2 separate regions of the Mus musculus genome follow, and region 2 is linked to region 1. A link is a loop called in an ENCODE intact Hi-C map of the cell type or tissue named here. Cell type or tissue: left cerebral cortex. All regions are shown on one strand. Links, peaks and the distances in the headings refer to the core of each region. The heading gives the core; the rest is flanking DNA.

Region 1 (5,388 bases), core at 211-5,210:
CAATCCATGTCAAATGAAACACTGATGGCTCAGAGGGTGAAGCATGAAGCTAAGGAAGGGAGAATGTGGGCTTGTAGTTTAACAACCCCTGATAGGAATAAAGACCACCTCAGAAGGGCACATTCTGGCTTCTGTAGCCGCAGCTGACACTGTATTCAGACTCAAATCATCCAACGCATAGGTTCCAAACTTCTCTTTTTTTACAGTGGAAGCAAAATTTAGCTGCTGTTTGTTTTATTCTTTACAGTTTAAAGCATCTATTTTTATGTAACCATAGACTATTTTCCTCATGTAGGTATAACTTAGGAATATAACTCATGCATCTGATTTATGTATATAACTATATAAATCTTAGTTACAGAAAATAAGTAAGAACAATGGATTAAAATTTGTACTTAAGGTAACAAAAATTCTGGTCTATAAAGAGCACAGAAACTAAACAACTAGACACTCGAATTTTCAGGACAATTGTGAATATATTACATGCACATAGAATTTTTATATTGGTACAGTTTTATACATTTTGAAGAGAATTTGAAGGGAGGAAAGAGGAGCAGGATATGATGCTATAATATTAAAAACAAAAATAACATAAAAGTATGTTATTTTGTAGATTATTTTGTTGATATTTCATTATCATTGTTTACAATTTATTTATTTATTTATTTTAAATAAATTTATTTCAGGTAAAATAATATGTGATGACACCTAAAACGTATCATATGTTTTGTGTACATTTGTGCACACTTACCACTGCTTCTTTAACTACAGTCTTTCAATACAGCCTGCAGTTAATTTCAGCTGATGATAACTCTCTTTGCAGACATTCATTCTTACTGTTTAAAGCCTGTTCTCCCAGCGGTTGAGCTGTGACCACATGTCTGATTACTGAGAATCCTTCAGACTGGCCCAATCATGACATGTACTTTATTTAGTTGTGTTATGATTAGATGGGAGGTGAAGTTGAGCTAACTCAGCTCACACAAAAATCCTCGCAGACAGCTAACAGCCTCTGCCCAAGATCTGCATATGACATTTTTAGACTAAATATTGGCAACATACATCTTTCTGAACATTTTTACCCTATCATGGACCTTGAATCAAGCATGGGATTTATGTGGAAAGCAACCTTTCACTATGGATCTCCGTCTAATTATTGAGGAGTAACACTTACTATATTATAGCTACATTAAAAATAGTAGTGACTACTTCCCACTTGCAAAAAAGTATTTTAAAATGGGGACTATGCTAGTTGAATTGGAAGTGTTTTGGGGATCAGAGATGTCTCCCTATGCTGGATATCCTGTAATCAAAGACTTTCAATATTCTCACACACAGTCACCATTCTTTTCCTATTAACTTTGATATGGCCATGAGCAAAACTGTTGTTTTCTTCTATTTACTGTGGGGATCTGAAATGTATTTCTCTTGGCTACACTCTGCACTTCTGCTGCATTTCAGACACATGAAGAAGTTTAATATACAAATTAGTGCAAAATAGCACTCCGAGCTAATGTTCCTCCATTAACTATAACAGCTAAGGTCATTTTTTTTCCAATTCTGCTAATGTTCTGAATAGTCACAGAAAAAGAAGAAATTTTGTATTTTCTTCTCACTTTTGTGAGTTTGTTTCTGTTAGAAATACTGAAGCAATATCTGTTTAATTTTTTCCCTTTCTAAAACTTCCACAATATATATTTAATCTTTATTTTTCCTTTAACATCTCTCAAGAGAAATATATAACAGTAGAAATCACTTTAGAAAAATAAATTTGTTGATGTTATTTTCTGTACATGTACTGTTTTTGTCTTGAATTGAACTTTAACAAGGCAGTACTTGGACATGCATCAGCATAAGCCATGCCTCAGTCTGAAATGACCTCAGAAATGCTCACACGAATGCTTTAAAGCACCTTAAAATAAACGATGAATTAATAGTTCCGAATTATTTTTCTTCTAGCAATTAAGAACAGAGAAAAGAGTTAGCACCGTGTGGAGATTACCAGAACATTCCAGCTAGTTCTTATCACTGTTTTCGCTCAATTTGATGTTTTTCCCCAAGCAAACATCTGTAATATCCCTAAGCAAACACTAAAGAGCATAGACTGAAGCTCGGAGTCCAACCAGCAGCACGCAATGGCTTCCTGTGTCAAGAGTGCCACTGAGAATCCCTTAACACTGGGTGGCGCTATAGACTAGCAGAAAAGCCTTTATTTAGCGTGGCTTTCTTAGCATCAGTTCATTTTTGTAACCCTGATATTAACCACAAATGAACATTATTTCATGTTCCTCTTGCTATTCCATTCACACAGGTATCTGGCCTATTAGCAAGGAAACGTGAGCCATTCTTCTCCAATTAGGGAACACGTTTGCAATAACATGCTCATGACAAAGAGCTGTGGCAACCTGGAAGAACAGAATGGCACATTCCTTCCCCCATGTTGGATGACAGGATATTTGTTGGGTAGAAACATTAACCAAATTACAAATTTGCATAGGTTTTGAATTTCACAGTGACAAAAATATGATATGAAACTCATGTAAGTCACTTGTCTCTTCCACAGTCACCCCGTTAATGGTGGGTTGTTGTTGTTTGGTTTTTAAGAAAATTAGAGAGTAAGAATTCTATACTGATAAAGGGGGAAATGAGGAAAGTTGTGGGAAGTGTCGTTTCGTCTATAAAATTAAAAACCAATGTGGGAAAGTTTCCCAACGAAGCATGAGAATCTACAATTATGTTAAAAACAGAGGCTGTGTGATGTATCTCAGAGGGTAGAGATGCTGGTGGCCAAGCCCGAAGACCATCCCCCAATTCACATAGTGGGAGGAGAGAGTTCTCGTTTACAAGTTGCTCTCACACATATATGTACACAAAATAAAATATTAAACGTAATAAAAAATTTAAAAGATAGTAACAGAGGCATGCATAAAATGCATGTCCGAAGGAGGAACATTTCAGTCTTGTCTCTGGGAAAGCCTTCCATAACTACATGCGATGTTCTCAGCATTACTTATTAAGGGATGCAGACACGCATGTACTGCTTGTCCTGGAGACTTCCCCTTCCTCTCCATTGGACACCAACCTCAATGATAAATCTCTTCATCTATGCAGCAGTTTTAATGTGTAGCAAATATATGGATGCCCACACTCCTCATTCAGGATACACACATTGTTTAGTAACTTTATTTTTCAATTAAAAAAAATACTAAATATCTTTTTATTCCCCACACATGTTTAAATAATCATTTGTAAAAGTGTGATATTCAGGAGTTTGGATATGCTAAAGTACTTCAACCACTTTTCTATGTAAATCTTTAGGATATTATTTATTTTAGTTTTTATTAGAAAAATGTTCTCATATGCACATTCCTATGTGTGCGCAAATGCACATGCACACATGCATACACATGTGCACACACACACACACACAGACACACACACACACAGATTCCGTTGGGTGGCATTTAGAAGGAAATTTACTCAACAAAAAATACACATCTTTTAAAATAATTATTTAACTTGTACTTTTCCAAACAATATAGGGGTGTGGCTTCTATGTATCCTTCATTTGTTGTTGACAAGAGGACAGCATCTATCTCTCCCCCATACTTATACTTAAAGACTTGAACACATTGTTCACTGTTTCCACTGATGACTTTTGCAGGAGATTTGAGATTATTTTAGTGTTGTACTGAAATTTCCTTTTATAGTTCTGCTATGATATACTCTTTCCACAAATTTCTACTGAACCTATTCAGATTTAGTATGGCATTGTAAGAGATGCTTGTGGCATGCATATTTAATATTCTTAATTAGAGATATCATACATATCTCTCCTCAATGACATTGATTCATGATTGTGTAATCTCAGTGAAAAAAATTAATGCTACTAATCACATCTATTAATTGCTGGTCAAAAGTTCTGACTTTTACTCCTACTTAAGAAAACACTTGATATTCAAAACATCAAACCATGACTTTCACTGTTCCCAGTGTCATGAGGCTATACTTGTCCTTGTTTTCTTTTACTAACATCTTTGTGTGAGAGATGATTGCATCTGCTTCTTTATCCAGTTAGCATTCGATTCTGTTTATGTAAGTGAGAATCAAGCATTTTCTCTGGGGATACATGTCCTCAAACTCCATAGTTAAAGGTTTAGTATTTAACAGGAGTTCAAAACATTGCAGTAAGTGTTAACTCCAGAAATGTCGCTTGAGTTTGGGGTCTTAGCTGTTCTCCTACACTAGGTTTATTATATGCATGCAGCTTACTTCACAAAACTGCTCTTGGTGCCAGGCATGGTGAACCCCTGCACTCCCAGCACCTGCTAGCAGACACTGGAGGACCTTGGGCATCCTTGCTTGAATAGTAACTTGCAAGCAGGCCTGAACTTCATGTGAATTTTATCTGAGACACAAAGCCCTGCTGTGATTAGTTATCGTCAAATAATGCTATCAATGTCGCTGATAGGATAATGGCGTAAAGCTATGTACTTGGAGCTGGGTGTCTTGGCACATACTAGAAATGCCAGCACTCAGGAAGTAGAGACAGGAGGATTACCACAAACTTAAGGTCAACCTCATGTGACTTGTGAGTAATGTGACAATTGAGAAAACTTAGCAAGTTTGTCTCAACATAATGATGTTTGAAAAAATACTAACTAAATAAATCTATAATTATTTACTTATATAAGGACTTTCTTTTTAAAATTACAATATATCAGAATTAAGCTAAACAAAGTTAATGTTCTTTTTAAAAGTGGGTTCCTTTAATTTATTTTATGTGGACATGTGTGGACATTCGCATCCCACTAGACACATCTGGATATTAGATGACAATCTATGGGCATCGTTTCCTTCTCTAACATGTGGTACCTGAGGATGCAACTCAGATTAGCAGACCTGCTGACAAACACCATTACCCACTGAGCCACACTGTCAGTCAGCCCACTATTCACACAATTCAAATGTCTATATGCACAATAGAATATGAACCAGTCTTTACCATGAGGATATCATATGTGACCATAGAAATTAAACTAGGGGATGAAGTCGTGTCATGTAAAATAGACCAGAGAAATACAGGCAGACAATCTTTGCATGATCTCAGTTATCCGTGAAATGATTGATCATCAGCAGAGAATAGTCATCATTAAAGTCCAGGGTGTAGGAGGATGGAAAGATGCCACCAAAGGGTACAATGTTTGTGTTTAGATTAAAAAAAAAATCTTTGATGATTGCTAAAGTAATAGTTGTATTAATTAGCATCAATTAGTTGTTCCACATTCTTTACACACTATAGCATCATTATGTACCCCATAAATAGCTATGCAAATTCTTGCATATTTTGAAAAAATTAGGTTTAAATTGTTAAAATAACTAAAATTT
Region 2 (5,388 bases), core at 168-5,167, 1.3 Mb after region 1:
GAGTGTACGTGAACCCCGCACCCCCTCGGTTGCCAGCCCATCGGATGCCGCCGCCTGCGCCCGACCAGGGCGACCACAATTATGAAGAGTGCAAAGAATAAATTACCTTTCGTAACCGCCGGTCCCTGAGATGGTCCCATCAGTTGCTCAACAACCTGCAACCCGGTGCAGTTTTCCACAATCCATCCATTGAGCCCCGGGGCACACACACACACAAAAAAAGAAGAAATAAAAAAAGAAGAAGAAAGAAAAAGAAAACAGAAAAAAGATGGACCTGTCCCACTGTAGACACCCCAGTCACACCAAGCAACGACTGATCAAACCGCAGAGACGACAGGAGGGTGGAGACCCCAGTCAAAGAAACAACAAAAAGTGTCTCTTTTCCTTTCTTCTTCTACACAGCCATGGAGAAAGGGGAAGCCGGGAAAGCCAATGCTAGTCTTCCTTTACGTTTCCTCGCTTCACACGCCCCAGGGGGGCAAAAGCGGAGCAAAGAGAAGGAGGGTTCAAATGTCTCTCTCAGGGCACAGTTGCACAACTTCGGAGTCAGGCTGTGTCTCTCGCTGCAGCCGGTGGACCCAAGCGGGAGCTATTAACATGCGGCAGTCATAACCAGAGCTGCTTTCCCTCCTCCTGCAGCCGCCGCCGCCGCCGCCGCCGCAAGAAAAGCAGCTGCTGAGGAGACCAAAAATCTTCCACCATCCCCCCCCCCGCAGCCGATCTTTATATCCAGTTCTCCCACCCCACCCCCCTTCTCTTTCTTTTTCTTCTTCTTCCTCGTCCTCCCCTTTCCGCCTCCGAGCGAGAGGGAGGGGATAGGTAGGGGCAGCGGCGAGGACCAGTAGTGGCTTCTCCGCCCAGTCCTCCTCGCCGTCCTCCTCCTGCTGCCCCCGAGGTGCTCCGGCAGCAGAGGGTCCGCTCTGCCGCCCGCAACCCGCTCCGAGAGCCCAGGCGCGAGCCGCGCAAACTCCTTGCCGGGTGCACGGCGTGGACGCGCGGGCAGAGCGGGCGCCGGGTCGCCGAGGGTTGCGTGCCTGCCGCGGGGGGCGAGCCCCGAGCTCCGGTGGTCGCCTATCAGCTCGCCGGCCAGGCCGGGTAGCTTCGGGCATGCGGGAGCTTCATCGCCCGGCCCGGGGTCTGAGCCGATGCCGTCACCGCCAACCTCCTCCTCGGCCGCCGGCTTCGGTCCTCTTTTTTTTTTTTTTTTAATTTTATTTAATTTTATTTTTTTCTCTTCTGGACTCCCCACCGGAGCCACTGAGGCTCGGGGCGCCCTCCAGACACGCACACGCTCTTCCCCTCGCGCGCACACACAGGGGCGAGCTCCTGCCCCAGCACACCGTGCAGCCCGCGCGCGCACACCCGGAGGGAGAAGACTGAGGCCAACGAAATAAATAAATAAATAAAAGAGAGAGCGAGAAGAAAGAAAGGGGAGGGGGGGGGGCGAGTCACAGGCGGTGGCGGCGGCAGCAGCAGCAGTAGCAGCTGCGGGAGCGGAGGCAGCGCGCAGTCCGCGAGATGCCAGCAGCGGCGGCGGCGGCAGCGGTGGCGGCGTCGCCCTCCTGGCCCGGCCGTGCCATCTGCATCCCCGCTCCTGGGAACTGGAGCGAGCGCTGCGGGCCGAGCGGGCGGAGGGGGCGGTCGCGCCCGCAGACAGGCAGCGTGAGCGCAGCGGCCAACGCAGCCGAGGCCCGAGTGAGCCTCTGGCGGGGTGACGGGGCGAGAGAGCTCCCAGGACCAGGGAGGGGGGCTCCAAGGCCGGGAAAGGGGCGGCCGGCAAAACCCGGATCTGGAGTCCGCGAGGGCTCCGCGGGCGCGGGCTCCACCTAGCCGCTCCGCAGAATCTTGGAGGTGGGAACCGTGGGGCGGCTAAGGGAGGCTTCCCTTGCAGGGTTTGTCAGACAAAGGGTATCTCTCTCCTGGATAGGAGCATCTCTCTCTCTCTCTCTCTCTCTCTCTCTCTCTCTCTCTCTCTCTCTCTCTCTCTCTCTCTCTCTCTCTTCTCTGCTCTCCATTTCCACTCATCTCTAGCCCCCCCCCCTCTCTCCACTCAATCTCTTCACTCTCCCTTCCTCCCTCCCGTTCTCCTCCTCCCCCACTCTTCTGCTCTAGGTGAATGAGGTACCAGGCTGGGAGTTCTGCCAGTGTCTTTTTTTTTTTTTTCAGGTGCAGATTACTCCACGTGTTCTTTATGCGGGTGCTGACTTCTAAAGCATTGCCTGCTTTGAGTCCATTTTATGTTTCTTGAAACTTACCTCAATGTACAAGTTCATTGCAAAATTGAAAGCACACCTTTCTACGAAAAGATAGGACCTAGAGACTCAATGATTTTGATTTCACTACAATAAAAATTACCATGAAGGATATAGAAAACTGTCTTGGTTCTATCTCCATGCCTTCTGCTGTGATAAAGTTTGCCCACGTGACCTTCATCAACTAATTGTACCTCTTTGGGATGCTTTTGTAAATGAAATTGTTAAAAAATGTCTTTCTTTCTTCCTTCCTTCCTCCCCCCCTCCCCCCCCCCGCTTCTCTCCTATAACATTTTATCGCTTCAAGGACTGTGGATGTAGTTTCTATATAAGCATAGTCTAGTGACTAGGATTTATTGTATGAAACCAACAGGTACATCACATTCCTATTCAGGTCTCCCAAGTTGAATGAGGCTGTATAGTGAGGCAGTATAGTGTCATAATGATCTCCTGGCCTGTGGGAATTTGCAAGTTGGAAACTACAACCCCAGCAGATCTGTAAAGCTAACCATCATCGTAATTATCTGATCATCCCTGACACAAGAATGAATTTCTTTCATTCTTCAAAGCTCAACTCACATGCCAGATTTTCTTTTTTTTCTTTTTATTTTTTTATTACGTATTTTCCTCAATTACATTTCCAATGCTATCCCAAAAGTCCCCCCTACCCTCCCCCCCCACCAGATTTTCTAAAGAACCCCTTTCTTAGCTATCCCAAGGTGAGAAAAAGCCTTTGTAACATATGGTATATGCTACACACACCATAGCCATTATCTTCTCTGCTACAGTTTGGATCCTAAGTATCCACCAAAGGACTTTATGTTAAAGGCTGGTCTCCAGCTACTGATGATTTTGTGGGGTAGTAGAATTTTTAAGAGGTTGGCTTGCTCTAAGGATGTTAGAACCTTGAAGATGGAACCTTGTAGAGGATCCAGGGACCTTCCCACCAAGTACCCTGTATCCCAGTCACGGAGGTGAACAGCTTTGTTTTGTTATACAATCAGAGGTATTGTTTTGTATCGTAAATATCAAAACAACAAAGACAATTAGGCTTAGACTGAGGCCTCCAAAACTGTAAGCCAAAATGAACGTTCCCTCCCATGAGGTTACTTTTATAGGCATGCTGTCATGGGGAACGAAAATGTGACTAAGCAGCTAACTAGCTCACACAGCACTGTGATGGTACCTCTACCACAATGCCTATGTTGTCCTGCTTATTTTGGTCTCTTTTCAAATAATTAGCTGCATGTCACTATATCTTCTCAGATTATAAGAGCTCTCTTAAAGGTAAGTTCCAAGCTATATTGGGAAAGAATATACTATATATTATATGCTCTTTGTGTATCTAGTAATTCATTTGGGAGTGGGGGAAATAGAAAGTCAAAGAGATTTAATGGCTGAGTTCTGACCAAGTAGATTTTCATAGGCTCAAGTATGGCTGCTTTTATTCCCTTAATACAGGACATTTATAAGCGCCCTTGGATACGTAAATACAAATTGACATCTGGACTCACTTGTGACTTAAACAAGGGCTTCACCAAGACTAGACTAGCAAACTGTGACAAGAGACTCTTAGTTGTAAAGGAAGCAAGATGGAAACAACTCAGTTCCTATTTACCATATGCTTAGTGAATTTATTTAGAAAAATAATAGAATATTTTTAAGTGTATAAGGTATGAAGTAAATCAAAGATATTACATACTATTAGTGATGGCAGCAGGAAGACAAATATAAATAATTTATAGCTATAGCTAAGGAGTCTATAAGTAAAAATGTTACTTATAGACTCCTTAGCTAGCCAATGTGGACATGGACCAAAAATAAAGAATTTCAAAGATCCTACTTAGTGATGGGGGAAAAGGTAATAAAAACAGCTTATTTTTTTTTAAACACAGTGCAAGTAGGAGTATTGATTGCATGTGTAGTTTAGCTGTGTGTCAAATTACACTGTTTCCAGAAGTTATCCATATTTTAAACTCAACCTCTGTATTTTCAAGTCACTTTTGATATGATGAGCATAGTCTTCTACGTTTGATTAAACCTCTCTCTCCAGGTAGTAAATCTGTGATTCTTGCTGATATATTCTCAGGTGAGTCCTCTATGAGAGCAAAGTAAGTTCTGTGCATTTTCATCTACCCAATTATACTGGACTTCTTCATGTTAGAGAAAAGACAAAAGCAGATTACTTAAAGCACAGACCCTCGATACAAAGTAGCTCCAGGAATACTTGGATGGTGTTTTGGGGTTGTTTACTCCAGGATACTAGAAAGAGTTGGCACACCTGATATTTAATCTGAGGCAAATCAATAGTAACCAGATGGAAAGAAATTCAAATTTTAAAACCGAGAATACTAATTAATTGGGAAAAGAAAACATTAAAACATAATAACTTTTAAACTTTCCTGACCCAAGGATTCTTTGCAAATCAGTAAGTACAATAAAGTGTTGAACATCATTCATGAGATTCCAATCTCATTTAAAACACTGAAAAATTGGGTGTGCAGAATAGATAGAAATAGTAGATAAACATTAGTAAATAGCTTCTGCCAACAAAAATGCAACTTACAAAAATGTACACCATGAAGAAATTGTGTGACAAAATTTCTTGGGGAGACAAAACACACACACACACACACACACACACACACACACACATCTACTCACCTAAAAAAGGGAGCCCACTGATAGAATAAAGTAAGAACTGCAACAGTACCCACTTTGGTGACTCCATGAGGTTTTATCTAAGGTTTCTGACAGGAGTATGCACAAGAGTTTACTTAGGGAAGGAGCTGGGGTGAGTCCAAAGCAACTGTATCACTGGAAAGCCTACCGGACATGGAAACCTGGAGCTCTCTAAGCAGTTTGCAGGCATTTTTTTTTTAAATATGGGGGGGATTTAGAATTTTCTTCATTTACATTTCAAATGCTATCCCCTTTCCTAGTTTCCTCTCTGAAAATCCCCATTATCTTCCCCCACCCCTGCCCTGTTCCCCAAATCACCCACTCCTACTTCCTGGCCCTGGCATTCCCCTGTACTGGGGCATATAATCTACACAAGACCAAGGGCCTCTCCTCCCATTGATGGCTGACTAGGCCATCCTCTGCTACATATGCATCTAGAGACAAGAGCTCTGGG

Evidence for each region. A loop is a pair of places that touch in the nucleus more often than their neighbours do. Peaks named below come from ENCODE experiments on the same cell type or tissue, not always from the same donor. Only the 100,000 strongest peaks of a DNase experiment are listed, where the experiment ranks them.
Region 2: it touches region 1 in a loop (4-fold over the local background); 5 of 42 quality-filtered maps call a loop at or near these places.

Annotation. Positions count from the first base shown.
Region 1 is chr5:82,343,650-82,349,037 of GRCm38, reverse strand. No RefSeq gene overlaps it. Among named protein-coding and RNA genes, the nearest start is that of 1700031L13Rik, 220 kb to the right of the region's middle. In left cerebral cortex, for the core only: a CTCF peak has its summit at 2,178 (motif pointing right); a DNase peak (open chromatin) is centred at 2,185.
Region 2 is chr5:81,016,064-81,021,451 of GRCm38, reverse strand. Adgrl3 (adhesion G protein-coupled receptor L3) reads right to left here and starts at 700. Exons shown (of 27, transcript NM_001359828.1): 1 at 107-700. In left cerebral cortex, for the core only: no CTCF peak of the experiment used is centred there; DNase peaks (open chromatin) are centred at 672, 1,697 and 2,112; H3K4me3 peaks cover 1,810 bases; H3K27ac peaks cover 1,775 bases.